Linked DNA regions of Mus musculus: all the other regions are linked to region 5. A link is a loop called in an ENCODE intact Hi-C map of the cell type or tissue named here. Cell type or tissue: heart. All regions are shown on one strand. Region 1 overlaps Lcorl (ligand dependent nuclear receptor corepressor-like). Region 2 has its middle 140 kb from the start of Gm40298. Region 3 holds the start of Lap3 (leucine aminopeptidase 3). Region 4 holds the start of Med28 (mediator complex subunit 28). Region 5 holds the start of Lcorl (ligand dependent nuclear receptor corepressor-like). Region 6 holds the start of Ncapg (non-SMC condensin I complex, subunit G). Region 7 overlaps 4930405L22Rik (RIKEN cDNA 4930405L22 gene).

The links. Hi-C counts contacts between places; a loop is a spot of excess contacts. Peaks named below come from ENCODE experiments on the same cell type or tissue, not always from the same donor. Only the 100,000 strongest peaks of a DNase experiment are listed, where the experiment ranks them.
Region 1: a loop joins it to region 5, with 2.3 times the contacts of the local background. A loop is called at or near these places in 11 of 42 quality-filtered maps.
Region 2: it touches region 5 in a loop (3-fold over the local background); 3 of 42 quality-filtered maps call a loop at or near these places.
Region 3: a loop joins it to region 5, with 4 times the contacts of the local background. A loop is called at or near these places in 10 of 42 quality-filtered maps.
Region 4: it touches region 5 in a loop (3-fold over the local background); 3 of 42 quality-filtered maps call a loop at or near these places.
Region 6: a loop joins it to region 5, with 3 times the contacts of the local background. A loop is called at or near these places in 7 of 42 quality-filtered maps.
Region 7: it touches region 5 in a loop (2.3-fold over the local background); 5 of 42 quality-filtered maps call a loop at or near these places.

What each region holds. Positions count from the first base shown.
Region 1 is chr5:45,755,659-45,759,658 of GRCm38, reverse strand. All of the region lies in intron 4 of Lcorl (ligand dependent nuclear receptor corepressor-like), which reads left to right. It also overlaps the pseudogene Gm21020. Among named protein-coding and RNA genes, the nearest start is that of Gm3414, 30 kb to the right of the region's middle. In heart, a CTCF peak has its summit at 1,966 (motif pointing left); no DNase peak of the experiment used is centred here.
Region 2 is chr5:46,070,267-46,074,266 of GRCm38, reverse strand. No RefSeq gene overlaps it. Among named protein-coding and RNA genes, the nearest start is that of Gm40298, 140 kb to the right of the region's middle. In heart, no CTCF peak of the experiment used is centred here; no DNase peak of the experiment used is centred here.
Region 3 is chr5:45,491,400-45,495,399 of GRCm38, reverse strand. Lap3 (leucine aminopeptidase 3) reads right to left here and starts at 2,026. Exons shown (of 13, transcript NM_024434.6): 1 at 1,839-2,026; 2 at 119-234. The coding sequence starts at 1,940. In heart, CTCF peaks have their summits at 1,700 and 1,913; a DNase peak (open chromatin) is centred at 1,999; H3K4me3 peaks cover 1,823 bases; H3K27ac peaks cover 1,365 bases; H3K27me3 peaks cover 792 bases.
Region 4 is chr5:45,518,248-45,522,247 of GRCm38, reverse strand. It overlaps Med28 (mediator complex subunit 28), which reads right to left and starts at 2,019. Exons shown (of 4, transcript NM_025895.4): 1 at 1,764-2,019. The coding sequence starts at 1,922. In heart, no CTCF peak of the experiment used is centred here; a DNase peak (open chromatin) is centred at 1,977; H3K4me3 peaks cover 1,733 bases; H3K27ac peaks cover 1,257 bases.
Region 5 is chr5:45,854,522-45,858,521 of GRCm38, reverse strand. It overlaps Lcorl (ligand dependent nuclear receptor corepressor-like), which reads left to right and starts at 982. Exons shown (of 7, transcript NM_001163073.1): 1 at 982-1,175. The coding sequence starts at 1,025. In heart, CTCF peaks have their summits at 629 and 2,411; DNase peaks (open chromatin) are centred at 911 and 2,031; H3K4me3 peaks cover 2,924 bases; H3K27ac peaks cover 2,257 bases.
Region 6 is chr5:45,667,354-45,671,353 of GRCm38, reverse strand. Ncapg (non-SMC condensin I complex, subunit G) reads right to left here and starts at 1,429. Exons shown (of 21, transcript NM_019438.1): 1 at 1,221-1,429; 2 at 131-334. The coding sequence starts at 1,331. 1600023N17Rik (RIKEN cDNA 1600023N17 gene) reads left to right here and starts at 1,646. Exons shown (of 1, transcript NR_073433.1): 1 at 1,646-2,653. In heart, a CTCF peak has its summit at 2,840 (motif pointing right); a DNase peak (open chromatin) is centred at 1,563; H3K4me3 peaks cover 2,718 bases; H3K27ac peaks cover 1,762 bases.
Region 7 is chr5:45,924,049-45,928,048 of GRCm38, reverse strand. It overlaps 4930405L22Rik (RIKEN cDNA 4930405L22 gene), which reads left to right. Exons shown (of 3, transcript NR_110478.1): 2 at 333-460; 3 at 843-1,227. Among named protein-coding and RNA genes, the nearest start is that of 4930405L22Rik, 6.4 kb to the left of the region's middle. In heart, no CTCF peak of the experiment used is centred here; a DNase peak (open chromatin) is centred at 1,938.

The sequences.
Region 1 (4,000 bases), 99 kb after region 5:
CTGTTTCTTTATACTTCATTTTTAATCTAGTACTATACCATATTGATAAACGTTTTATCATAAACATGTATGTTTATGATAAAAGGAAAAAAACATTTTACAGGGTTTTATAACTTTAGACATCTAAAGAGAATCTTAGAATATATCACATATGGATAAAGGAAAGTATTCTGTAGATTTTCACTTGTACTATTTAAGAGCCTTCTACAATATTAGATGTTAGTTATTCCAACTGAGTAAAATTAATAGAAACATTGTTATAGTTTGACTTTCAAATCAACACAGATAACATTAGAAACATGCAGAAAATGGAAAATGATGAATCAGGGTAATCTACCATGTCCTGTTTTACAATGCAAATGTCCTTTGAACACTTATATCTGAACCCAGGAAATAAAATCATATAAGTGCATATATTCATTGTCTTTGAACCAAATAAGTTCAGATTATAGGGGATTTTGTTTTTGTTTGGGGGGGTTGGTTTTTTTGGGTTTTGTTTTGTTTTGCCTTTTCAACCTACCTTTCAAACTGTGAACCCAAGAACTAAAAAGATTGTAGTTGAAAAATGATCATGATACTCACACTAGGATTTATATTATTGATATCACATAGTCTTACCTTAAGAGATAAGCTTATGTTGGAAGTCTCTCACTATTCCTGGCTTGCTTTTTCTCTTTTTGTTTTTCCTTCTCTGTAGAAATACAGTTAGGTTGAATCCTATTTAAATTTGGAGATCTTAAAGTTTTGTCCAGTAAAGTCAAGCATAATCATGTATGCCTGTAATCTTAGCACTTCTGAGGTTAAGTAAGAAGGATTCGTAGTTCAAGGTCATCCTTGGCTGCATAAGGAGTTTGAGGTTAACTTCAACTACATGAGACCCTATTCCAAAATTATCTATAGATATGTGTTCATATTCTTATAGAGTACATGTATGTGTATGTGTACATACAAGTACGTACATAAATATATGTATTCCTACATTCCCCTGCCTTTTTGTTTTGTATAACTGACAAATGATCTTGTATAGGTGTCTGGTTATTTTGCACTATACTCCCTGATATGTATGTGTGTGTGTGTCTGTCTGTCTGTCTGTCTGTATACACTCATACATATATTTACATACACACACACATACAAAATCAGTCAGTCAGAAGTCATGAATGGCCAGGCTTCTCAGCTCTTACTGTCATGTCTTTGTTTTAAAATATAGAGGTAGGGAGATAGCTTAATCAGTGCCTACCATGTAAAGGTTAGTACCTGAGTTTAGATCTTTAGTATGCATAGGAAAGCTGGGTGTGGTAGCCATGGAGATGTTCAGACAAGAAGATCCCTGGAGCTCAGTGGTCAGTAAGCCTAGTCAAATGAATGAACTCCAGGTTTAGTTAAAAAAAAAAAACAAACAAAAAACAAAAAAAAAAAAAAAAACACTGTCTTTAAAAAATGATATAGCCAGTGATCATATGTGACATCCAGTGTCAACCTCTGGCTCCACACATGTGCGTGCATACACAAACAAATATATGCACCAGACATACACACAAAAAATGAAATTCATGACCTCTTTGAGAGTCTAGTGACTTTCACAGGGGTTGGGTCACCTAAGACAATCAGAACACTAGTATTTCCGATGATTCTTAGGAACTGAAATACCACTCCTCTATCTGTCTCCAGACTGACCTGCCTAGATGTAGATAAGCCCACATATAACTACCTGGACACAGACACCCTGAACAAATGCAGGGGTGTGATAGGGGTGACACCATAAAGTACTTTGCCAGCCCGGTCATACATGTGTGGCGAGCAGCTATTGTGTTGAAAGTAGCAATATTGAAGGTAAAGTAACACTTTATGAATTATAATTGCTGGGTAAATGTAAAATCATGTACTGTAAAATCATTAACTACTGGGAAAAAATATTATCAGTACCATGGGAACTTAATTTTTATATTCCCATTGTGAATACTGCCCCCTTGTGATAGTTACAGGTATATAAAGAAAATAGAAAACAAAAGAAAAGGCACATCATAGGAAACATTAATGAAGCTTATTGACTGGACTATGCCATGTATGATCTTTTGTACTCTTAAAGCTAGTGTTATATATTATTCTCATTAGAAAACCATCCCATGACAGTGGATCGTGTAGAGAAGAACATTAAGAAAAGAAAATATAGTAAGGATTTTTTATAGTATGGTTTGACCTCAATAATTACAGCAGAAGTTGAGAAACTATAATGTGGTATTTGTTGTGAAGCTGAACAAACTAAAAAGCCATTTTGATAGCAAACAACTTAGCTTTTCTGGCAAGGATACCAACTATTTTAGAAGCAAAGATGATGGACTCAAGAAAACCAGACTTAATACTGGTGGCAGCTACCACAAACAAAATGTAGCAGCCATGGAAGCTGCACATGTGGTGGCACTCAGACTTGTTAGAGCTGTGAACTGTCATACTATTGGTGAAGATTTACAGTTGCCAGCGGCCATCATTGTTTGAGTTATTAGTGGAGATGAATTTTTTACTCAGTTGAATGCAATTTCCTTATTTAACGACACTGTCTACTGAAGAATAGATGGCATGTCTGCTGATATACTTGGTCAGGTAATTCAGGAAATTAAATATATTCCACTTCTAATATTCAGTATCTAGTTTGATCAGTCCACAGACTTTGCAAATTATTCACTGATTTATGCAAGGTATATTAATGATGGAGACTCTAAGATGAATTTCTCTTCTGCAAATGTCGTAAAACAACATTTCTGCATGTAATGTTTTTGACACAGTTGGTTCATTTTTGAAAGATCACAAGATCTGTTGGGGAAAGGTTTCTGCCCTAGCTATGCTAGAATGGTGATCTGGATTTCAATGTTTGGAACTGAATGAGTCAGCAGAAGTCATCGGAACTCACTGTATGATTTATTGGCAAATATTACCAATGAAGTCACTGCCACAGGAGTTACAAGAAGTAATGATCGGCACCATAAGTTCTGTCACTTTTGTCCAAGTGAGTTCTTTAAACAGTCTGCTGTTGAAACAGTGAGGAGTTGGATGCATCATACACGGCTCTGCTATTTCACACTGCAGTGAGATAGAGCAAGATGAAAAGTTCTAAAACATGTTGTCGATCTTTGTGATGCACTCAAAATGAAAGTGAGTAACAGAAGATAGCTTACTTTGTTGACATCTTTGCCATCTTGAATAACTTAACTATCACAGAACGCAGCCTGCCTTGATTTGTCTGAAAAAGTCCAAAAAGATTTATTCCAAATGAAACTTCAGGTTTGGCCAGGAAAATTAGAGGATAAAAATAAATTTTACATGTTACCTAACCTTACCTGCCTTCTTTGAGGAACATGACATTGAGCCAGACAAAAGGATTACAATGATAATTTCTATGAAACATCACTTGCACAAGCTTGCAGACAAAATTTTATTTCATTTTCCAAATCTACATGACCCCCATTTGCACTTGCCGAAAGCCCTTTAATAAAGTTGAAGATGTTCCTGAGACAGTAAAGTTCATTGAGCTTATTAACAGCAATGTAGCAAGAACTGGCTTCTCACAGTGCTAGTTACACACTTCTGGAGCAGATGTTTCCAGTCCTGTCCTGCCCGGTCTGAGACTGTGGTGCACCACCTTCTTCCATTTCCAACACCATAGCTCTGTGAAACAGGGATCTGTAGCTTGCTGGGTATCAAATCTAAATATATAAATAGACTTGTGGAAAGTAATCTTTGTTGTCCTCTTGTAAAGACTATTCCAAGAATTTCTGATCTGGTCAAAAAGAAACCATCTCAACCTTTGCACTGACATTGGCTTTTTACACATACTGTCACAAAATGTAGCCATGTAGTTTACTGTTGTTATAGTAAGACTGTTAGCCACGCTATACCATGCTTCAAAACAAATTTTTATTTATAATGAGAAATAAATATTTCACAATATGTAATCACATATTGTTTTATGGTTAATCACTCTGCTTTAATTATGTTCAGTTTG
Region 2 (4,000 bases), 220 kb before region 5:
ATACACTTGGATGATCCAAAGAAGATAAACAATACTAGACTCAGTATGAATTGTGGTTATCAGACCAGTTAAAGTAACTGTACTGCAGAGACCCACAACTGGACAATGTGCAGAGAATAAGAGTCTGGGGCACTCAGTCCTAACTGGGATCTCTTTATCAAATCATACCTCACAAAGCTCTGGGATATACATGGAAGAGGAGGCAGAAAGGTTTGAAGAGCCAGAGGTGGTAACTAACTTAAATGGAACAGCGTTATCTAGGCACAACAGTGCTGACACTCTCCTGAAGTCACAAAGACTGTGACAGCACACAAGACCTGCATAGATTCAAACCCACTAAACCTCAGCACTGAGAAGAGGAAGTGGCCACAAAATCCCACCCCTCACCACAAAGTTATTTGCAATTGATATCTTCTGAAAAAAAATCAGTTTACTACAATGGCATGACACAGGACATGGCAGGCCCAGGAGTGGTTGGCCAACACAAAGCAGACTCCATGGTTTTGTATACTTTTTGCCTAGTTTTCATTTTATTTGGGATTTTTTTTTTGTCTTAAGAGTTTTGGGGTTTTTCTATTTTGCTTCTTTCTTTTTGAGAGAGAAAAGGGAAATGAGATTGGGTTGGTAGGGAGATAGGGAGGAATTTGGATAGTGGAAAGAAAATGATCAAAATATAACATATGAAAATTTATAAAGTATTAATATGCTAAGCTCCATAGAGAAAAAAATGTTGCTATGCAAGAAGTAGGTAGTGTGAGTAGACGGGAACTCTAAGAATCAAAGGAAATGCTACAGATCTTAGTCACTGTGACAAGAATAAAGACCACATCCACCAGCTTCCTTTTTGGCCAGAGTAATGATGTGCCTACATTCCAATTTGCAGTATGTGAATAGAACTGCTGTGTGCAACTTCCAGGCCACACCTTTCAAATGCTTTGAAGGACTGTACTCCTTGTGGTAATTGTCATAGCCTTCTACGCACTCCATTGTACTGACTCCTTGAAGTTGTATACAGCCACGGGTTCAGTTTTGTCCAACAATGGAGGGAAAGCCATTTAACTGCTGAAGCAAGATTTTCCAGTTTGTTCTTTTCCACCACAGGTCCCAGAAATGTCGAAGATTCATCAGAGGTGGTGAGCAGGAGAAACTTCAAGCACCACCTCCAGAAACTTGTGGAAAGCGTACAATACAAGCAAAACAGAAACTGCAGATACTCTGAAAAATTGTAATTACTCTGTCACTCTCTAGCCTTTTTTTTTTGTTTTTCATGCTAGCTGACATGCAGACCTGAAGTGAGCCATGATATGGAAACAATGGAATGTAAAGAGCCTGACCTGAATCCTTGAAGAATTCCGGGAATAGAGACTCAATGCCACCTCGGATATTTTCATGCATGAGAAATAAACTTCAGTTTAAGCCTATTCAGATAATCTGAATCTATTCTCTATTGTATGGTTATAAGACAAGTCCTACCCCCTCCAGCTGTTTATGTATTTCTCAGTACCAAGGAAACCCTGAAAATGTCCTTTGTTACTGTGACAGCACATATTTAGGATCTGTGTGTACTACCAGGACATTGACAAACAGATTTGGGTGGCTCATTATCAGAAAAGGTTGAATAAAAATGCAGTCTGCTATCTCTCACATGGCTTTAGTCACTTGGAGAAGATTGATTGCTGCTCCTCCTTGGACTATGTTTGAAGCCCAATGAATTTAAAGATCTGACTAAACAGTGAAGTGATCAATATTTCCAATAAGGATAAAGTCGGCGAAGTGTTCATTGGAGGACTCTGTGTGTATAATAGGATCTGTCCCAGATGGAGCTTAAAAAGCACAACAGAAACACATACAAAGGCTCTGCTGAACTAGCAAGCATGCAGACAGATGTAACTACAATGCTTTAAATTAAGACACAAGCTATTTCCCCAGTAAGTTATGCACCAAATAAAGTCTCTTAAGTGATACATAGTTCCAAAGACTTTTGGAAATTGTGTACTTATGATGCTAAGTGGAAGATATCTTTCAAGAACAGAAATTCTATTTTAAGATGAATTTAAACCAAAGGCTTAATTAAAATTAAATATTAAACCAGTTCCTATGACTGGAAAGCAATATGTAACTTCGGTGAAAGTTTGACCCAACCGCTAAGACAACAACTACAATCTGCTTTTTCTCTTTGCATCTTCTGGGCGTGGTTTTCAATGTTGACTGCTCTGAGGCATCCTTCCTTAACATCCCTTAACTCTGAAGAAGTAGGACCACATATTCCAGTGCTTGGCCGCATGGGTAAGAACATGCAACAGCCACTCAGGAAAGGTGTGGAGTCTCAGTTTGCCTGGACTAGCTTAGGCCATAAGCTGTTGCAAAGCATATGTAGCAAAGGATGGCCTAGTAGGCCATCAGTGGGAGGAGAGGCCCTTGGACTTGTGACGATTATATGCCCCAGTACAGGGGAATGCCAGGCCAGGAAGTGGGAGTGGGTGGGTAGGGAAGCAGGGTGGGGGGTATAGGAGACTTTTGGGATAGCATTTGAAACATAAATGAAGAAAATATCTAATAAAAAATACTTGAGGGTTGATGCATGTTCTTGATCTTTTTGACATGTACTTAGCATCTACTGAAATATGTTTGTAACACACACTACTAGTCCCTTTCTTCTTAGCAGGCAACTAGAATATACTTCCCAACTTCTCTTGAAGCTAGTCATGGTCATATCATAAAGTCCTGGCTGATGGCATAAAAGGTTTACCCCAACAACATTTTCCCATCTGCCAGCTTAACGATAACAGACTAAACATTTAGAATCCAGTAGAACTACGATGATAGAAAATGCATCAACTCTTACTGAATGAGTAAGATCTGCTCACACATAACAACAGATCCTGAAGAAATCCAAAACACCATCAGATCCTTCTACAAAAGGCTATACTCAACAAAACTGGAAAACCTGGACGAAATGGACAAATTTCTGGACAGATACCAGGTACCAAAGTTGAATCAGGATCAAGTTGATCATCTAAACAGTCCCATATCACCTAAAGAAATAGAAGCAGTTATTAATAGTCTCCCAACCAAAAAAAGCCCAGGACCAGATGGGTTTAGTGCAGAGTTATATCAGACCTTCAAAGAAGATCTAATTCCAGTTCTGCACAAACTATTTCACAAAATAGAAGTAGAAGGTACTCTACCCAACTCATTTTATGAAGCCACTATTACTCTGATACCTAAACCACAGAAAGACCCAACAAAGATAGAGAACTTCAGACCAATTTCTCTTATGAATATCGATGCAAAAATCCTCAATAAAATTCTCGCTAACCGAATCCAAGAACACATTAAAGCAATCATCCATCCTGACCAAGTAGGTTTTATTCCAGGGATGCAGGGATGGTTTAATATACGAAAATCCATCAATGTAATCCATTATATAAACAAACTCAAAGACAAAAACCACATGATCATCTCGTTAGATGCAGAAAAAGCATTTGACAAGATCCAACACCCATTCATGATAAAAGTTTTGGAAAGATCAGGAATTCAAGGCCCATACCTAAACATGATAAAAGCAATCTACAGCAAACCAGTAGCCAACATCAAAGTAAATGGAGAGAAGCTGGAAGCAATCCCACTAAAATCAGGGACTAGACAAGGCTGCCCACTTTCTCCCTACCTTTTCAACATAGTACTTGAAGTATTAGCCAGAGCAATTCGACAACAAAAGGAGATCAAGGGGATACAAATTGGAAAAGAGGAAGTCAAAATATCACTTTTTGCAGATGATATGATAGTATATATAAGTGACCCTAAAAATTCTACCAGAGAACTCCTAAACCTGATAAACAGCTTCGGTGAAGTAGCTGGATATAAAATAAACTCAAACAAGTAAATGGCCTTTCTCTATACAAAGAATAAACAGGCTGAGAAAGAAATTAGGGAAACAACACCCTTCTCAATAGTCACAAATAATATAAAATATCTTGGCGTGACTCTAACTAAGGAA
Region 3 (4,000 bases), 360 kb after region 5:
GCCGGCCAGCCTGATCTACATAGTTCCAGGACAGCCAGAGCTACACAGCAGAGACCCTGTCTCACAATGCAAAATACACACACAAACAAAAAGGAACCCCAATTATAGTAACACTTACATGTTCAACATTTCCCTCAGCTTTCCAGACACCAACTTATTAAAACTCTCTCCCGCACTTGTAAATTGTGGCAGGTCATCATCTTTGTCTTTGGCATAAATTCCTAAAACAAGGCCCTGAAAAAAAAAAAAAATCAAGAAAGATAAATACAATCAGAGTAGATCCCCCAGAAAGCATTGGCTGTCCAGATGCAGAAGGGGCAAGCAATCCCATTAAAACTGTCTTTTTCCGCAGAGGCCAAGAGCAGAGCAGCAGCCTCCACCGCAGCAGCTAAAATCCCTACCAGGGCAAGACTGGAACTGGGTTATGTGAGACATCTTGGGCCAACCCTAAACCTGAAAATCACTTGTTTCAGATCTACTGTCTCAGGGTTCGGTCGTTTAAAATACTTGTGTTTTGACTCTGTCCACTCAAGGGTTAGCTGCAGGACTTCCTACAGACATTCAGAAGTGAGTGAACACTCAGTTTTTGGAGTGCTTCAAATTTCAGATCAGGGATGTCCACATTGTTTAGTACCCTGTCAATCAGGGAAAGTGTGTGACTTTGCAGAGAGGGCAGAAGAAGCAGGGCCTTCTGCCAAGCACTTAATGGTGTGGCTCCACATTTCTGTCACACGCTCCCCGCCCCAAACACCTGAAATAAGGATGTAAAACCACTGCTCATCATTTGACTTCACAAGGCAATTTACGACTTTTAAAATACTGCCTCCCTTACGGCCACTTCAAGGAGTACTTTTCTCTCATTTGCCAGATAAGGAAACCTAGTCCCTGACACTGGAGCTCCTGCGTAGTTAAACTTTGACAGTGCACATGCCTTCTTTCTGGTCAGGGCCCTTTCCAAAAAACACCCCAGGTACTCCGGACCCATCTTTCCACTGAAGAAAACAGGCGTCCTTAGCAATGGTAAGTGCTAGGTTCTAACTTTCCCAAGATTGTTCATTCTGGGGTTCCATGAGACCAACCTGGGACAATCCAATGTTACCGGCCAGGGCTGGAAAGGTGTCTGCCTAACTCCTCTGCTATCTGTGATAACTGCAGGCGACCTGAGTTCAAAGCTCCATCTGGAACATTCCTCCCTCACCAGGTCCTGGAAGTATGACCTGGAAGTACTCCAATGAGCCCTTCCAGACTTTTCCCATCTGAGGGTCCTTCATAATTTCTCAGACTATGGAGAAGACCCTCTTCCAATTTCAAGATGACCTCTCTCAATAAAACCCTTTCCCCTAAAAGGACAGAAACCCAATCCAGCAGTTTCCTCCCCCAGGGCCTTCCACTTCACTTCAGCGGGGGGAGGGGTCCAGGCCCTGTGACTGGCTACTCTGGAAGCGTAGCAGGCTTTGGGACAATCCTACCGTCGTCCTTTCTAGGGTCTCTGTGAGAACTAAAAGAATTGGCGAACTAGGCGCGTGTAATTTTTCAGAGCTCAGTTAGAGGAGTCAGTAAACACTGGTTAGGTGGAGTGAGCGGTTCTGCTCAGCCTTCAGAACCCAGCACTGTCCAGTTAGGAAGAAAGGACGCGCCCTCGGCAAACAGCATCGGCCGCCCTCGTCGCAAGCCGGGCCCAGGCTGGTGTCCTGCAAACCCAGGGAACTTTTCTGTTCAGCTCATTTCTGCAACTTGATGCGTCCGTCCGACACATCGCGGCCTGGATACGCCGGGTCACCCTGCTGCCCGCCGCCAGGGCTCGCGCGGCCGCCCGAGAGCGAGCCGCCTCCACTCACCTTCGTCATGTCTGCGGTGGACAGACCCCGATCCCAGAGACCTCTCACTCCCAGGCGGCGGAGCGCGACTCGCGCGGCAGCCGGAAGGGGCAGCAAGTACATCTTCTCGGCTCGGCCCTCGGCGCCGCCCTCCAGAGAAGGAGCACGTGGCGCGTGGCAGGGCGCGCGCCTGGAGGCGGGACCTCCGGGGTCGCCGGACGCGCGCTTGGAAAGCCGGACCTGTGCGGGGCCTTGGGGGCGGGGCCGTCGGCAACTGGGCGGAGACCCGCTACTGAGCCTTAGGGAAGGGCGGCAGGCCCTTGGGGGCGGGGCTTCTGTTCTTGCGGGCCGGCGTCGTGGGCGTGGTTTCTGCGGGCTCAGGGGCGTGTCGGCTTGCTCGTGCTCGCGTGGGAAGCCTGAGAATTTGGTTTAAGGCAGTTTAACAGAAGTATGTCAATTTTATTTAACAAGTTTGTGTATACATGGAAGCCCTTACAGGAAAATGAGGATCCTGAAAGTGATCAGGTCCAAGTGCTTATATTGAATAGTAAATAGTTATGAAAAAGTAACTAAGCATAAAGGAAAACAAAAAGAATGTAATAATTAGCTAAATAAGGTTCATTTGGGCAGATTTCTAGCTTCCTTAACGCCTCACCTCGGGTAAAAGTATTTGGGGTAGCAGTAGTTTACATGGTGGTTTGACGTTCTGCTTTGGGGTTTGGGAGACCCAAAGATGGCTCTTCTTGCATTTAGTTCTATTCAAGTGCCTTTTAGGTGCAAAATATTGATGCTCAAGTGGCATACTTTAATGTAGCATATCTGCCATCCTTCATTATCCAATAAGGGCAAGAAGTACAGTGATTACAAAAACTGTTTTGAAGAGTGTCTTATGTAGACATCCGGATATGGGCCATGATTGTCCCCATTAGTAGCCCACCCTCACTACTGACAAGGCTCATATTTTAAAGCTTTGGTCAGCAGCTCTTGGTCAGCAGCTCGTGGTGCTGCAGGGAGGAGGTGGAACACGTAGAACATGGGACCTAGTAGAAAGAAGTTGGGAGGTTTCAAGGAAAATGCTGTGATCCCAGGACCCGGCTGCCTGTCTCTGATTCACCACAGATGAAGAGGCATCCCATCGTATGTGTTCAGCATAATTGCTATGCTGGCCCTAAACCCGTGCACTGAATGACCACGGGAACCTCTGGAGCTAGGAACTAAAGTCTTTCCTCTTTTTAATTTGACAGCTTCAGAAAGTTTTGTCCTGGTGATAAAAAGGTTACTAACGTAATAAGATCAAGTTCCTTCTGCCTTTTTTATTTTGTTTAAGGACATTTCTTCCACAAGAAATGCCTCCAGACCATCCCACTGTGGGTTTTATGTCTCCTACTCCCAAAGCAACCTGTCTCAAATTGCTAATCACCTGTATCCTGCTCGTGTGTGTGTGTGTGTGTGTGTGTGTGTGTGTGTGTATGTGTGTGTGTGTAGGACGTGGCTTTCACTTCTGTGTATTCATGCCAAAATCTAGCATCTAGTCCATATCTAGGGCCTATGCAAACAAGGTGCTCATAAATATTTGAATGAAAGTATGATCAAAGTCCAGTTGAGGTTGCAGCATTTAATTAAAGACCAGGCCAGCTGCCAGTGGGATTTCCTGATAATAAACTGCATGAGAAGTAGAAAGATAATTAAAGGGACATCGGGATCAGGAAGCGCATAGGCTTGGCATGGGGTGGAGACATCAGCCTGCTCCTAATAAAAAAGAAGATACAAAGACCAAGTCTCTGGTTTAAAGAGAATCTTAAAAGGCAAGAAGCCCATTTACTGTGGATGAGGGAGTCAGCAGGGAGCCAGGAATGATCTTCATAGAAGCTGCAGGGAAAGCTATGCTTTAATAGATGCACCAGTTAAACCCATTAAAGCCCAGGCACCAAAATGTGTGTGGGTCAGCTTAAGGGAAGGAACCAAAGCACTTCCCCTTTGGGGTAATCCGACCAAGAGTGAGCCAAAGTCCGACCTCCCAGCTTCTCTCCCTGTGTCTTCCAAGGATCTATGGCTCCTGTTTCCTGGCTTGTCTGCAATCTGCCTGTTGTTAGGAGTCTGAGTCTGTGTCCGCCTCAGTGCCGTCTTGTGAATTTATCCCTCACAAAGCTTTTAGCTCTCTCTTAATGAGCAATGCAGAAAGC
Region 4 (4,000 bases), 340 kb after region 5:
CTCATCACACGGTCTTATTCCTGCCACCTGCCTCTTCCTCACTGTCTTATTCCACACCTGGAATACCTTTCAACCCCACCACGGCCACGCCACTCTGGCTGACCCTTACATGAACTGTATATATTACTATGTCAAGATGTCATCTGTCTACTCTTTCTTTCATGCTCTACAGTGGAGCTTGGCAAGCTTTTCAGAAAAGTAACTGATGTTACTATCCACTCTTCAGCCACTGTTATTTCTACCAACAGCTCTGCCTGTGTGATTCAGCACTATAGTCTAAGTACTTGGGATACCATTTGGCATTTCATAAGTAACAGGTGTCTGTATAATAAGTGGTGTCATGCGGATAACCAAATCCCAAAGAGGGAGTTTTGAAAGGGTGCCAACCGAGCTGTACATGTGAGTGCGCCACAGGGGCACAAGCAGCCCTCAGACAGACAAGCATGACAGCAGCTGACAGAGGAACACAGTCTGAGAACAGACCCCGACAGCCTTGAGCAAGCACCGAAAAAAAAACCACAAAGACACAGAACCAAATTTAGGTTCCGAACACAAGTCAAAACTACACCCAAAGTTCCTCTCAGAAGCAATGAATCCTCCTGGCTAGCTCCAGATCTGATGGATGGAAACAGTCAAAGGATTTCCCACTCCTGTAACAGCTCGACCAACCAGACTGCCTATTCTGTGTACGGTAAAAGTTAAGTCTTGTTGGACTTTTGGGGCGTGAGCATGATGTGCAGATTTCAGAAAACCTATGGCCCACAAAGCTTGGGGGCGGGGGGGGGGGGGGCTTCACCAACGGCAGTAGGCCATGCAGACTTAAAAAAAAAAAAAAAACCAAACCTAACTGCAAGCCAGGCAGTGGTGCTGCACTTGTTCAATCCCAGCACTAGGGAGGCAGAGACAGTTGTGTGTCCAAAGTCAGCCTGGTCTACAGCGCTTGTTCCAAAACAGCCAGGGCTACGCTGAGAACTTGTCTCAAAACAAAACAAAACAAAACAAAAAGACAAAAACTAACTTCAGAAACTTTAGTTCCTGCTGCACCTCCCAGCCCACCCCCCCCCCCCATCCTTTGAAAAACATTTAAAGCATGGACCTTTATGGACAGTCAGTCTTACGGAGGTTAAAAACAACGCGTGCCCTTCTATTAAAAGCCCAGTATTTTAGGACTGGTGCGATGGCTAATCCGGTAAAGATGTTTGCCACCACACCTGAGTTCCATCCCTGCATCCAAGAGTGGATGGACCCAAGCGTTCTACTAAGGTTTCCTCCCACAGTGAGAACTCAACTTATGCCAACAAAGAGCATTTACCAAATGAATAGAAAGCGAAAGCCAGAGAAGTCAAGGGATGGCACCCAAACAAGCTAACAGGTAGGCAGGTGCCAGGGGCCATTGGAAGGTCTACACAGAACACTAGAGAAAAACAGGAAAAGCGTCCAGTATGTGACCTGGAAACTCAGAGGACCTCAGCCGAGTGGGCCCGCTCCAGGGAAGACCAGATCCTACTAGACCCGCAGGGGATCCAACGAGCCCCGAGGTGGATGGGAGTTGGGCGAACTTCAAGGCCACGGTCTCCAGAAATGTCGCGGTTGCGGGGGCAGACCTGAGACGACCGGCCACAGGTAGTACCCAATCTACGGCAGGCGACTTCCATTCTCCGGTGCCCCGCCTCTACTAAACGCCGGGACCGAGAAAGGAGTTAACCTGCGCGCCTTCCGCACGCCTGTGAGGGCTGCACAGAGACGCCCACATCTCGGCTTACCTCGAAGGATGACTCCAACTCGTCCACCAAAGTGCTGTTAGATGGTCTCGGGGCCCCAGGGGCTGCTTGCAGAAGCGACGCCTGGCCTGGGAGCCCGGGCGGCGGCGGCGGGGGACCTGGAGGCTGCCCAGTGAACATCCCTCCCAGGGACGCCGCCATGTCTGCAACGGCGGGCGGAAACGACACCGGGCCTGTGTGCGCAGGCGCGGGCAGCCTGATCACGTGGCAGGCCTGGTCACATGACGGGCAGTTCGCCTATTCGCCCGGAGAAAGGATTTACCATCATCCTTGTTTCTGTGCGGTCTGCCCAATTTATAGCCGACCTGGGTTTACTCTTTTTTGACCTAAATACTAAATGCTGGGACTGGTTTAAACCAGTCACTTGCAGAGACCGAACAAGGGCGCTGGCCTCCCTGCCTCCAGCCAAGCCCTTGGGCTGTCCCTAAAGACCTTAGCCGAGTCTTTTCTGCGCTCCTTTAGAAAAATGAGTCATCAGTTCATTCTAGGGTGATTAAGGGCTTGAGATGTACCAAATGCCAATCTAGTCACTTGTTCTGGCTGGAACAACACAAGTTCCCTCTAAATTCTGGCGTGAGGTGACATCCTGAAGGATACCAGTGTTCCTGGCACTTTTCTAATCGTATATGATAACACCGGAGGGAAAGTGACTGCATCTGTTTTCATAACGGCTTTAATGTTTGCCTGTTCACTAATTCAGAAGCCAAATAGCCTTGTTGTCGTCGTTGTTGTTTAATTTTACAACACTTAAAAAAAAAAGAAAAATTATCAGCTGACCAAGTTTTCGCCGAAAGATTTCCTTGCCCTAGACAGAGGGTAGGGAATAAGTGACAGGAGACAGGATGAAGGAGAAGAGAAGGATGGGGAGTGGTATTTGTCACTGGAGGATAAAAGACTGCCTCTAGATAGAGAGGAGACAGATGCGGCACATAGTAAAATGGACATTTATAATGGTATAAAGGGAACCCCTGTGTTAGAATGATGTGTTCAATTTTAGTTGGACAAGTTAATTAGGTGAGCCAACGGGGACTTTTCATTGCTGGACTTCAATACGATGATATCTTCACCTTGGTAGTCAGCCTCAGGAAGTGGCCAAATAAGTGAACAAACCTCGGTGGCTAGCTTTAGGAACACAATCTAACAGTTCTTAGTAAAGCAGAGGAAATGGAGGAGCCGAACAAGGATTGCCAGAGCCATGCTCAAGTGGACTAGTGTCCCTTCAACTTAACTGAGTCCTTCTAGTTTCCAGATAGGCATGTTTAATAATCTAGACATAGTAGTAAATACCCCAAATAGGAAGAAAAACCTCATAAATACATACAGCATTATTTGTAGAGATAAGTACTGAGGGAAAATGCTTGGGAGTGGACAGCTAAGTGCTCTTTGATGTGGAGGGCCTCTCTAAAGAGATCTCATTTGGAATGAAAATTTAAATGGAAGACCTTTCTAGAAAAAAAAACCTAAAGAAATACTTTGCGGGGTTAGTCAGGTTTTAGTTATCTATATGCCCAACATCCAGAACTCTGTCTAGCAAATATAGAGAAACACTTGTTGACTGAAAAATAAGCGCAGAGGCTTGAGCAGATGGCTGAGCTCGGGCTGGGAAGGCTGCATCTCAGCACTGGATTGGCCCAGGCTGCAGTGGGCCCATGGCAGCAGTTTCTTGAGTCTGACACTTAACTAACTTGTCTCAACCATGCTCTGAGCACAGATGAGGAGGTGCTGGGTCTATGTATGTGTGAGGTGGATACCATCAGAACTGTTCACATTCATTCTGGCATTATCTTGCAACGTTGTGACAAAAGAAAGGACCATGTAGAGATTTCTTCAGAACAGTCATCTGTTGCAGGATATTTGATCACATTGTGAACAGTGAGGCTGTGTTTCTAGTTGTTGTGTGGCTCAGCCTTAGCACACACCTTTAATCCCTCTGGCTGGAATACAGACATGCCCTTTGGACACACCTTTAATCCTAAATAATGAAGGTAAAGTTAGTTTGTAAGTGATGTCTAATTGAGACAAATAAATGAATCAGAGAAAGATTTTGACAGAATAGGATGAGAAGAGGAAAAGGGAAGCTACTTAAGAGAGCAGTGCAGGGAGGGGGGGAGAGGGAGAGGGGAGGGGGAGAGGGAGGGGGGAGAGAGGCAGTTTACCAGGAGAGTTTTACACAGGTTGAAGAGAGAACAAGCTAGATAGACACAGGTAAATACACAATG
Region 5 (4,000 bases):
CTGACATAAGTGTAGAAATGGCTCTGGTGCAAAAGTTTTTTTTTTTTTTTTAAGTAATTTTAAGTATATACTTAATCAAAAGATTCTCCTCTCCCCAAGGAAGTTTTCTCTAGCACAGAGCAGGATCCATCTATAACAATTACAAAGTGTTAAATCCCATGCAAGGTTAGTTCCCCCGATTTTTGTAACTAATCTCGCTTTTCAAGATCTCTTCGCTTCACAAAACTGATGTCCTCGCACATCTTTTCTGGATGCAGTAGGATGATTGGCAAGCGCTTTCGCTGAAAGTGAAGATAGATGACATTGACCCTGAAAAGTTTCCAGCACTTAAGGAGCTGCCTAGCCCAGCACCGCCAACTCTTGAGGCTTCCACCGTACTCCCCTCTTGGAACTCGAGGAAGCAAGCATTTGGGCGGAGGGAGTTAGAGGCTAAACCCACTGGGGGCAAAACATTAGAAGTCTGGGGCCGAGCTGCTATCTGGAAAAGTGCGAACTGGCTAGGCTAGGAGAGCGCTCAACGCGAGAGGACTACAAAGCCCAGAGGGCACAGCGTCGCTCTCTTGCGCTCCTCTACGGGACCTGCACGCAATGGAGGCTGGGAAATGAAGTCTTCGGACTTCCAGCGCTCCGCGCGAGGGCAGAAGGGAGGCGTTGCTGGTCCGCTCCTTCAGCACGCGGGTTCCTGGCTGGCCTCCGGGTTTCTCGCTCCCGCTCAGGGTTTTCGTGGACGGCGGGAGCAGTATGGCTTGCCTGAGTAAACTCTGGGGGGAGGAGGGGAAGGGAGTGGGTAAGGAGGCGGGGTCAGCGGAAGCGGCAGGTTGCTTCCTTCTCTCCGCGCTCCCTCCCCGCCTCTCCCCGAGGGAGCGGTGGGAGGGGGAGGGGAGGGCAGGAGGAAGGTAGTGACACGTGTCAATCAACCCCCCTCCGGGGGGCGCGCGCTCCGGGGCTCGCGCCGAGGGCTCGCGCCCCTGCCTCGTGCCTGCGCCGCTCGTATGTAAATGAGGGCGCGTGACGCGGGACGCAGATGGACAAGGGAAGAGAGAGAATGGCCGCTGCCGCCGCTGCTGCCGCCGCCGCCGCTGCCGCTCAGTGCCGGAGCCCTCGGTGCGCGGCGGAGAGGAGAGGATTCCGGCGGGAACTCGACTCTTGGCGCCACCGCCTCATGCACTGTGTAGGTAAGAGAGACACGGGCCGGGCCGGGCTCGGCGCCACGGTGCGGCTGCCGGAGGAGTTTGTGGCTGAGGGGTGTAGTTGGAGCTCCGGTTCGGGTCAGTTCAATGGGGAGCGATGGGAGCGGCGGCGGCGGCGGCGCGGCGGCCCCGGCGGCGCCTTTTGTCTCGGGGCTCCCTGCCCGGCGCGGTCCGCGCCCCGCCGCCCGCCTGCCCGGCTCCGAGCTCCCGGGGAACTGTTAGTTCGGACCCACTCTCCGAGCACCCCGCGGAAGCAGCCCGCCCGCTCGTGCTGCCCCGAAACTCCTCGGCGCCCGTCGCCACCCGCCGGTGCCCCTGTCACCGCGGCTCTCCACCGGGGCGGAGGGGACCCTGGAGCGGCGAGCCGGTCCGCGCCCCCGGCCGGGCGCTCACACACCCCCTTCTTGCGGCCCTGGGGCTGGCGGCGAAGACGCTGCCTAGTTCCTGGGACGCGGGACCAGGGGTTGCGGGGCGCTCGCGGGGCGGGGGGCGGGGGGCGGGAGAGGGTCGAGGGGCGATGGGGGCGGCGCCTGAGGGGCGGGGGGCGGCCGCCTCTGCCCTCTTGCGAGTGGCCTCGGATCTGTGTGTACCCCTTTAAGAAGGAGCCGCTCGAGCTGACGGTTGGGATTTGAAGTTCTTCCTCCCTCTTTGGAAGTCTGGACGGATGGGGGGTGTTGCTATGGCGACGGCACCCTCCCCACGCCCCCCCCCCCTTTCCTTGAGGACGCCCCGACGACTCCGGTCCTCTTTTCGCTGTCATGTGATGGACTCGCGTAGCCCTCCCCGCCTCCCATTCCTGTTCAAATGCAGTTCAGTTTTCCGTTTCGGTGGGGTCTGATCGGTTTTGCTTCAAACTTGCGCGCTCCCGGCTGTCATTCAGTGGGCTGCTCCGGGTAGCGGGAAGTACTGGGACTCCCTTACCTTGTTGCGGTCGCTGCTTTTCCTCACTCAGAGTGCGACGTGTGCCCACAGCTGTTACCCAGCAGGTTGGTTCAGTGCAACAGAGGGGCTGCGAGCGGAGGGTGTGCTTCGGCAGGGGTTACGGGGTAGCTTTTGAGGGGAGGAGGTGGGAGTGGAGGCTGGTCGGTGTTAGGAGTGGGTGGTTGCGTCGGTTTTCTTTTCTGACGAGTAGGTGTCAGCCTTTGGAGTTGAGTGTAGTAAGCTCAGTTCCTTGGGAAGACAACTCTCTCCTAACCGTGTTTTCATCTGTTCTTGCGCCACCTCGCGCCCTGTCCCCCTTCCCCATCCCTCGCAGATTTGCTTGGGTAGAGCCCTAAGGTCTGTCTTGTTTTCACTAATCATAGTAGATGAAACCAGATGCAACTCCAGTTCAGTAATGTGCCATACAGAATTATATATATATATATAAGCAGAAGGGAGGGCACTCTGATTTAGGAGCATTTCGGCGATGTTTAAGCAGTTTGCTCTTAAGAGCAGTGTGTCACCTCTCTAAAATGTATTTTGGTTTTATCTGTGGCAAAGTTATATGGAAGCGGGGGTGTGGTGTGGGAAAAAAAAAACAACCCATACTAAATGTGTGTCCGTACTTGTATTTCATGAATGCAAAGTGGATTCGTTTTGACAGTTACTTCTGTTTAGATCTGTTCCGTTAAAAACCCGCCTAGAAATAGTCGCGTTCCTTCTTGTGGTGTCCCAACAAATAGCACTGACAGCATTGTAGTACCGGCTCACAGCACTGTTAGGCATCCAGTGATTTGAAGATGAGCATGCTTAAGTTGTGCTTTACAGTATTTGACTATTTGTTTTTCTCATGTTGTGTCACTAAATACATTTAGTATGACTTTGAATAAAAGAAATGTACTTTTGAAAGTAAAATTTTGATTAAGTGAAACAAATTAATTTGATCTAATGGGAAACGAGGTTAATTTTTTTAATATTTAGTATTCTGTAATCTGTATTGCACTTTCATTGTTATACACAGTTATATTGTACCATACATGAAAATGTTTCCTGAGAAACAGCCATATTTGAGAACTTGTTTCACAGTTTTTGTCTTAGAGACCTGCTGAGATCCATCTTGTATATTGTTTTTGTCATTGCTAGTTTTAAGTAACAAAACCCTTCTAAATAGAATATACATCTGTTGGTTGTGGGAGTGGTCTCATTTAGTAGTGGTGTGAATTGGTGATAAAAGTCATTATTTTAAGCTGCTTTGCTATGATACATACTTTGCAGAAAAACTTCCTGTTCCTTATATGTATGTGTGTGACTTATGTGTAGATGTATAAATATATACATTTCTATATTGAATAGTCAGTGCTCTTATTGATTGAAATACCTTTTTATATAAAACATTCTGGCTATTGAGAAGGAAAATGATTTAAGTCTTGGTTTTCAGCAAGAGTTCAAAATCATAAACATATTCAGGTTATATAGCCAACTGGTATTATGTCGCAAATGAAGTTTCTTGAAACCTTGCGTCTTCACTTAACTAGTTAAAAAATAGGATTATCTTTTTGTGAATGTATATTGTCTGAAAATTTTGGGAAGGAAGTTATCTACACTGTCAGTGAATCATTATAGTGATTGACAAGAGAAAATGTTTGCAGCCATCTAGAAATATTTCCTTTATAAATATGGGACCTATGTCTTTGCCTTAGATTTACTCCGCTGATTCATTTCTGGTTTTGTTTTTTTTTTTTTTTTTTTTTTTTTTCCATTTTTTATTAGGTATTTCGCTCATTTACATTTGCAATGCTATACCAAAAGTCCCCCATAGCCACCCACCCCCTCTCCCCTACCCACCCACTCCCCTTTTATGGCCCTGACGTTCCCCTGTACTGGGGCAT
Region 6 (4,000 bases), 190 kb after region 5:
TGACAGTTGAGGTTTCCAGAAAAGACTTATCTTATTCACATACATTTTCTCTATCACTGATATTTTACTGTGGAAAATAACAAACATAGCTAAATATATTACTTCCCCAAAGTAGTAGCTTTTACAGTACCTGTAAGAGAAAAGTAAACAAATAATTTAAAATGCCACCATCGTTCTCTTCCTCCTCTTCTTCCTCATCAGACTGGTGAAATGAAGTAACAAACTTGGCTGTGAAGTCCATGACCCTCTCCACGGCAGGTTCACGCTTATATACCACCATAGCATACTTAAGGTAATGAATAAACTCCTCCTGAAAAGCTGTTTTATCATCCATCTGAAAGAGAGAAGAAACGCCTCCAGAAGCTGCATTAATAAAAATTCTTTATTCCCAACACTGCCATAATACTGCTGAAAGTGTTACCCTTAGGTTAAACTCTAAGGTTTCTTAATAAACTATCAATTATCCAAATCAAGGAAGGGAAAATATATCCGCACAAACTTCTCTTCAGTATATAATTTGTACCTCTGAGAAAACACAAAGCATAAATCTGAACAGTGCAAAATTATCTCATTTTTCTCTCAACGCCTTTGGATTATCGGTATTTTTCTTACCGGATTAATGCAAAACAAGCTTCGCCATAAATGACTCAAAATCAACAGCTTTGTGTTTATTTTACTTAGGCCTTCCTAGCATCCGTCAATTTCCTTCTGTCATAACTTACACATTTTGCTCCCTACCCTTGATCACTTTTATATGTCCTTAACTTTCCGTGAACTCCAAAACAATGTATCTTCCTCACATTCGCTGTCCAGTAATTCCCCGCCGCTACACTCGACACACAATTGCCATGTACGGGAAAGACTGGGTGCTTATGGTTTCCCTAGCTGGTGAAATGAAGGTGGTTTTAAAGCTTAGGAGTTGGTTGAAACAACTTCATCGATTGCCTGAGATGAACCAGAGACCTCCAAGGAAATAAAGGCGTCTGAGATTCCCTGCGCAGATCAACAAGTCACTGAGGAACTGAGGATAACGGATAACTCCCCGCATCCCCTGGCGGGATGAGGATGGAGAAGACGGGTGACTGCGTGTGGCCGACGCCGGGCGTTCTGCTCACTGGCTGTGGCCGGGAGACCTCGGGCGAGCCTCGGATCCCATCCCTCCGTCGCGGGGCGCGCAAGGGCAGAAGGCGAAGCCCGGAAGCCGAAGCCAGGCCGCTTACCGCGCCGTACGTGCGGCTCAGCGCCACCACCAGCTTCGCCTGGTTCTGGTGCGGCTGCTGCGCCAGCTGAAACGCCTCCTTCACAGAAAGCCGCTTCTTCTGCGCTGCCATGGCGCCGGGACGGGAACTGCCCGAGAGAGACTGTGGTTCGCGATCCGAGGAGGACTCAGTTTCCCGCGGCTTCCGACACCCTAGCCCTGCAAGGCTCCGAGTGACGGGTTAGCGCCAGAGTTTTCAAACAACTATCGCGGGAGGATGAGATCTCGCGAGACTTCCGCCGGAGGGAGGGTCGGAGAGCGGAGACCTGAGGGTCCCGGAGCTGACTCCACCCTCCGCTCCGCCCCGCTGCTGGGACGCCTGGGGTGTGGCCTGCCGCTCTCCCAATAGGAAAAGGTGTTTGTATGGGAGGCATGGGCGGGGCCGGAAGTAGTGCTGTGGAGGAGCGCGCCTGAAGTGGGCGTTCAGCTTTCTGAATTAAACTGGTGGCCTTCGGTGCCTTGCGGGATCTTGTGGTTGGGAGTGAAGGGAGAAAGCGGAGGACTGCCGCAGCGACTGGCTGAGAACGGGTAAATCCCGAGCGAAGGAGTCGTTTGGGAGATGTCGTACGGAGCCCGCCCGGGGCTTGGGGATGTCAAACTTTCCGAGGGCGTCCTGGACGAGGGCCTCCGCAGTCCTTCGGACCCCGTGGGTCCGGGCGGGAACTGCCCGTCCGCGATGAGACAGTCTGGGGGACTGGGAAGAGAAAGGCAGGGTCAGTTTAGGCTGCAGCCGCTTGGAGATGCTCCAGCGTGACGGATGTGCTTGACAAATCTGCCTAACAACTCTGCTAAGCAGAGGAGAACGCAGACAGTATAAAAGGAATTTGGGGGTCTTGACTAAGATCGCGTGCTGGATATATAAAATTATTTCTAAATGCCTCACCTGGGACATAGGACATACCACTCCAAAACCGGGAAACTTACTTGGTGTGTTGCTTGATGACTTGGGAAACATAAATGCAGCCACCTATTCCGTCTGTACTGGAAATCTACATTGGTGACACGTATCAGGAAGAGGGCTGCCTCCAGACTATGTTGTTCTGTAGGTACTCTGGGAATCCCTAGAGGACCTGGGGAGATAATGATTCATGGGTAAAGTGCTTGCTGAACACACATGAGGATCTGAAGTCACATGTGATATTTCACATACAAACACCAGATGTTAACATTTGTATGTAGTCCTAGCACTTGAGGGTGCTGAGAGCCAGACAGTGGATCTTAGGCTCATTGATCTGCCAAAGTAGCAAGCTTCAGGGTGGCTGAGAGCCTTTCTCAAACAGTAAGGTCTAAAGTAATCAGTGAAAACACTCAATGTCTGTCTCTGACCTAAACATGCATGTACCACACATACAAGATAAATAAAACTTTAAATAAATGATAATAAGATGAGAACCAATATGTGTGTGTGTGTCATTTGTTTTTTATGTAAACAGACAAACTAAAACTTAGAACATATTAATATTTTGTGACAATCTGTGACCTTTCATTTTAGGTGCTTGCTGCCTTTATTGTTTTGTTGATTAAAAAAAAAATGTCTCATGAGTATTTTATCTAGTTATTTCAGTATCAGTGAAATATAAGGAATCTGACCACCAGAGGTCAGTATGACTATGTTTTGATTAGAGTTGTGGATTTTAGTAACGAATGTTGTATGGATTTGGTATGCTTTGGACATCGTAATCGTGGAACTTTTCCAATATGCTACATTAAATTCATACAGCATAATCTCATTGTAAAGCTTACATAGTTCTTGACTCTTACTTTTATTCTGTGAGAAAGAACAAATACATATAGGAATAAATTTGTGTCTTTGATAAGCTTAAGAAAATAACAAAAACTAAACAATGTACACCATAAGGTTCTTGGATTCCAAATTTTAGATAAGTAATTCTTGAAAACAACTATACGGGAAAATGTTTAGACTAGATGTGCTTAATTTGTTTTGTATATACATGAAATATAAAAGAAAATAGCAATATAATTAGTGTATGTAAAGTTTGTATGTCTTATACCTCTTGTTGATTTTTTTAACATGCAGACTCTTTGAAATGAAAACAACAAAAATATAAAAAGACAGGAAAATTAAAAGCTAGCCTCTCCTGTCTCAGTTAAATACAGACCTGACAGACTATAACAAAGTACTCTTTTCGAAATGAAGCAGATTATATAAACTAGATTTGAGAACACTTTTATGTTTGTTGCTTAAAGGTAAAGTTAGAAGCATTTTGCCTTCTTTTGCTGTAGAAGCAAATACTCCCTTTATTCCTCTGTTCTTGGAAAGTTGGTGTCTTTATAATATTCATTTATTCTATGTGAGGGTATGGAATACGTAACTGTACTGGCTAGTTTTGTGTCAACTTGACACAGCTGGAGTTATCACAGAGAAAGGAGCTTCAGTTGCGGAAATACCTCCATGAGATACAACTGTAAGGCATTTTCTCAATTAGTGATCAAGAGGAAAAGCCCCCTTGTGGGTGGGACCATCCCTGGGCTGGTAGTCTTGGTTCTATAAGAGAGCAGGCTGAGCAAGCCAGGGGAAGCAAGCCAGTAAAAAACATCCCTCCATGGCCTCTGCATCAGCTCCTGCTTTCTGACCTGCTTTTGCGTTCCAGTCCTGACTTCTTTCAGTGATGAACAGCAATGTGGAAATGTAAGCTGAATAAAACCTTTCCTCCCCAACTGCTTCTTGGTCATGATGTTTGTGCAGGAATAGAAACCCTGACTAACACTGTGGTCTTCGTT
Region 7 (4,000 bases), 70 kb before region 5:
TACCTCTATGAGGGTGCTCCCCATCCACCCTCCCACTCCCATCTTCCTGCCCTGGCATTCCCCTACACTGGAGCATCGAATACCCTCAGGCCCAAGGGTTGCTCCTCCCACTGATGTCCAACAAGGCCATCCTCTGCCACATATGAGGCTGGAGCCATGGGTCCCTCCACGTGTACTCTTTGGTTGGTGGTCCAGTCCTCGGGAGCTCTGGGAGGTCTGGCCAGTTGACACTGTTACTCCCTCCATGGGGCTGCAAACCTCCTTCTCTCTTGCAGCATCTTAATTACAACCCTTGCAGTTGAGACTGCTCTTTGTTATTCATCCCTAAACAGCTCTCAGAGGAGGTTATGAAGAGGGGAAGGTCAGGCTACACAGACCCAACCATTGCTGAGTGAAATCCATGTGACTCCAGAGGAGCTGGGGAATTCCTCTTCTCATAGTTTCCTCGGTACAATGGAAGGTGAGAGTGAAAATGAGTTTGAATGTAAATACTTAAAACAGTGATCTGAAAAAGAAAATAAATATCAATGTTTAATCTGTTGTCATTTTTTAAACTAATTTTCAGAATCTGTTTCCATGTTCCAGGAGAGTCTAGCAATACATGAAAAAAAAGCAATGCTTCTAGCTTTGAGTAGTAGTTGTTATGGCTCTTGTGTGTGTGTGTGTGTGTGTGTGTGTGTGTGTGTGTGTGTGTGTGTGTAACCAATAGAGGTCAACTTCAGGCATCATTCCTCAGGAGATACCTATCTTGGCTTTTGGTTGGTTGGTTGGTTGGTTTTGGTTTGCTTTGGGTTGGGACTTTTGTGTTGAACTGTCTTGTTTTATTTTTTGTTTTGTTTCAGTTTGTTGTGTGAGACAGCATCTCTCACAGGGACCTGGAGCTCACCAGTTAGGGGACACTTGCTGACCAGAGAGCACCCCCAGTTCCTCCTCTCTCCTTTTTGCCCCCCCAGAATTGAAATTTCAAGCGTGCCTCGGTGCCAAGCTTTTTATATGGGTGCTGAGGAGTTAAACCCAGGTCCCCATACTTGTACAGCAGGCATGTGACAGACTGAGATCTCACTGCAACCAAGCAGAAGACAAGCCTCAAGACAGCCAGCGTTAAAGGAATAATTAAAAGGAAGCATTTTAGAAGATTTTTAAGACTCAAGAAAGACTAAACAGCAACTAAGTAGCTTGTGATACAAATTGCCTTCTGCCATCTTCTAATCCCAATAAAAGATAAAGACAATACCTTATACAGGTGCCGGAAGAAGAAAACAAACAAACAAACAAACAAACAAACAAACAAACAAGCCACTAGTCTCCTCTATTCCAGAACTCGTTTCAGGGTTAAAGGAAGGGCGTGGAAGACACCAATTCAGAGCTCTAGAATTTCATGGACCTGTAAACTTTGTTCTTTCTGAGACAATCTTTATCCTGCCAGGGGCAGACACTAATTGAACTTCCACTCACATCTGAACTCCTTTAAAAGATATTTTACAGTCAATATTAGACAACAGGACATACTCTCAGAATAACAACCTAGTTAAAGAGAAAGCAAGGGAAAAGGCAGAGAAGCGGGTGTGCTTGTACACATTCATGTGTATGTCAGATGTGTTTATAACACTGATACTTTGTTTCTAGCCTCTCTTCTGACTAGTAACAATCTACAACAGGACAAAGGCTCACTGCAGCGGTTAGTAATCACTAGTAATCACTGGGGTAAAGTGCACCACAGCGTGTAACAGGTGTGGGCCAGATCGGCCCTGGAAAAACAACAAATTGAAATTAAGATAAGCTGAAACAACTTCCTGAAATAAGCTCTCTGCTAACCAGCCCTTGCGATATTTTGATTTGCTTCCTGCTTTGGTTTGAGAGGAAGAAAGACTTATTTTTAGACTGACCATGCTAAGATCACCAGCCCAAGGCCACACGAAGTGCAAGGGGTTAAACATAAGCCAGGCCAATACATGGAGACGAATGGTTAGTATTCCTAGAAAGAACAGTCCAGTTTTCCAGATTTCCTGAGGAAGGAGCTGCACAAAGTGGCTTATTTGATTTTGCAGACGGAAGCAGGTAGCATGAATCAAGCAGGAAGCAGAGTGCCCAAGAGAACGCTCAGAGAATGATTAAACGGAAGCAGTGTAGGTTTTTTTTTTTTTTTTTTAAATAATGACTTCAAGCTAAATTAGAAATCAGATGTGAAGGAATGAGCACAGGGTTTTAATCCCTGTGCTACCCTTACCAGTGGCATCTTGGATATCCTTCTTCACCTTTCTGAGCTTGCACAAAGTCCTCTACAAAGTGGGGAGGGGGATATACCGTGCATTTGGTAGGATTAGATTAAATTATAAAAGTTTATAGCATATGTCAATTGCCTGGCCTATATTACATGTTTTTAAGATGGATGACCATAATGATTGTAGTTGCAAGCTGCCCTCAAATGAAGATCACTACGGTTATTTATTCATCCAGAAAACGTGCATTGCGGGGCATTTATAGCACCCCAAATCCTCAAATTCAGTGTCCTACAACTCCAGTGGTAGAGAGGTGGAATGAGACTTGAGCATATGTTACTGATCTTACAGCAAACACATGGCTCAGTTCTGGAATCGTGGACAGAGCAATCTAAGAGAGGAACCAAGGTAAGCAAAGTTCTCAAACCCAAATTTGGAAGGCGCACAGTACTATGTGTGTAGGAAAGAAATGGATGGGATTTTACATTCAAGAAACTGTGTATACAAGGGAATAGAATTACAAGCCATCTCGTTCTTCCTAGAGAATCATAATAACTTTCTAACAGTCTATGTACATTTCATTTGTCATGAATATTTTCAAATGCAGTAACATCTCACAATGTACCGTGCACAAGGCAACCATGGTTGTTAAGTGGCTGGCAGTATTTTCCTATGCACCATTCAGCATTCCCACCTGGGTGCCTCTGCAGGTTCAAAGATTCAATTCTCATCCGTACCGAGAGAAGTGATGATAGAAATGACTTCTTCCTATCGTTCCATTCTTTCTCAGTTCTGTGGGTCGTGCACTTTTCTACATACCAATCAATTTTCTAACATCTATCAAATGGAAAATGTAGGCTTTAGCATGCACATAGCTCACATACATACATGCAGGCATTTACATTTATGCAGGTAAAGTGAAATAAATAAATGTTGAAAAAATTAATCTGTAACTGAATATATGTATACATACATGTGTAATGGGAAAATAGATATATCACAAATAGATAGCAGATAAATAAATAGATGGTAGAAAGAGAGGTTCGTAGATGATAGATAGATAGATGATAGATTACTTTTGCTTAACTTTACAGTTCTAAAACACTAAATTTTCATAACTAAATATATATAATCCCACTTGTCAAATTATAGAGAGAAATTTCTGTGGTCATAATTTAATATACACATTATTTCATGCCCAGATAGTGCATGGGTTTAATGCAGATTCATGTCAAGTTCAAGTAGACATCATCTGCTTTCTACAATGTCAACTTTTAACCAAATTCTTGAATGTTTTTTATCAATAGCTTAAATCTTGGGATACAACATATCTTTACTAGGCCCATTTAGCCTAAAGAACAGAAAGTATTTGCTGGGAGTCAAAGAAACAACATATCCAAGGGTAATTTGAAGTTGAGTGTGATATGTCACTGTCCCTTTAAGTAGCAAGATGGAGCCATAGCTGCAGAGCTATAAACATGAATTCATTTTCTAGACTGAGAAATTGTCCTTGAAAATTGAAACTAACTACTCACCTATGTAGTTATATGGTATAGAGTTTAGGACTAAACAGCCAACCTAAATAAGCACAAGCAGAAAACTTTCCCCTGTGGGGAAAAACACTATCCAAAGGTGAGGCTGACTTTGGGTGTGGCCAGCTGCAGAAGATGGTGCTGGTAGCACAAGGTTGCTTCTTTCCTCCTAATCTAGCATTACCTTCTGCTCTCTTGGCTTCCATCCAAGACCATGCAGTACTAAGCAGCCCAGCCCCTCCCAATGAC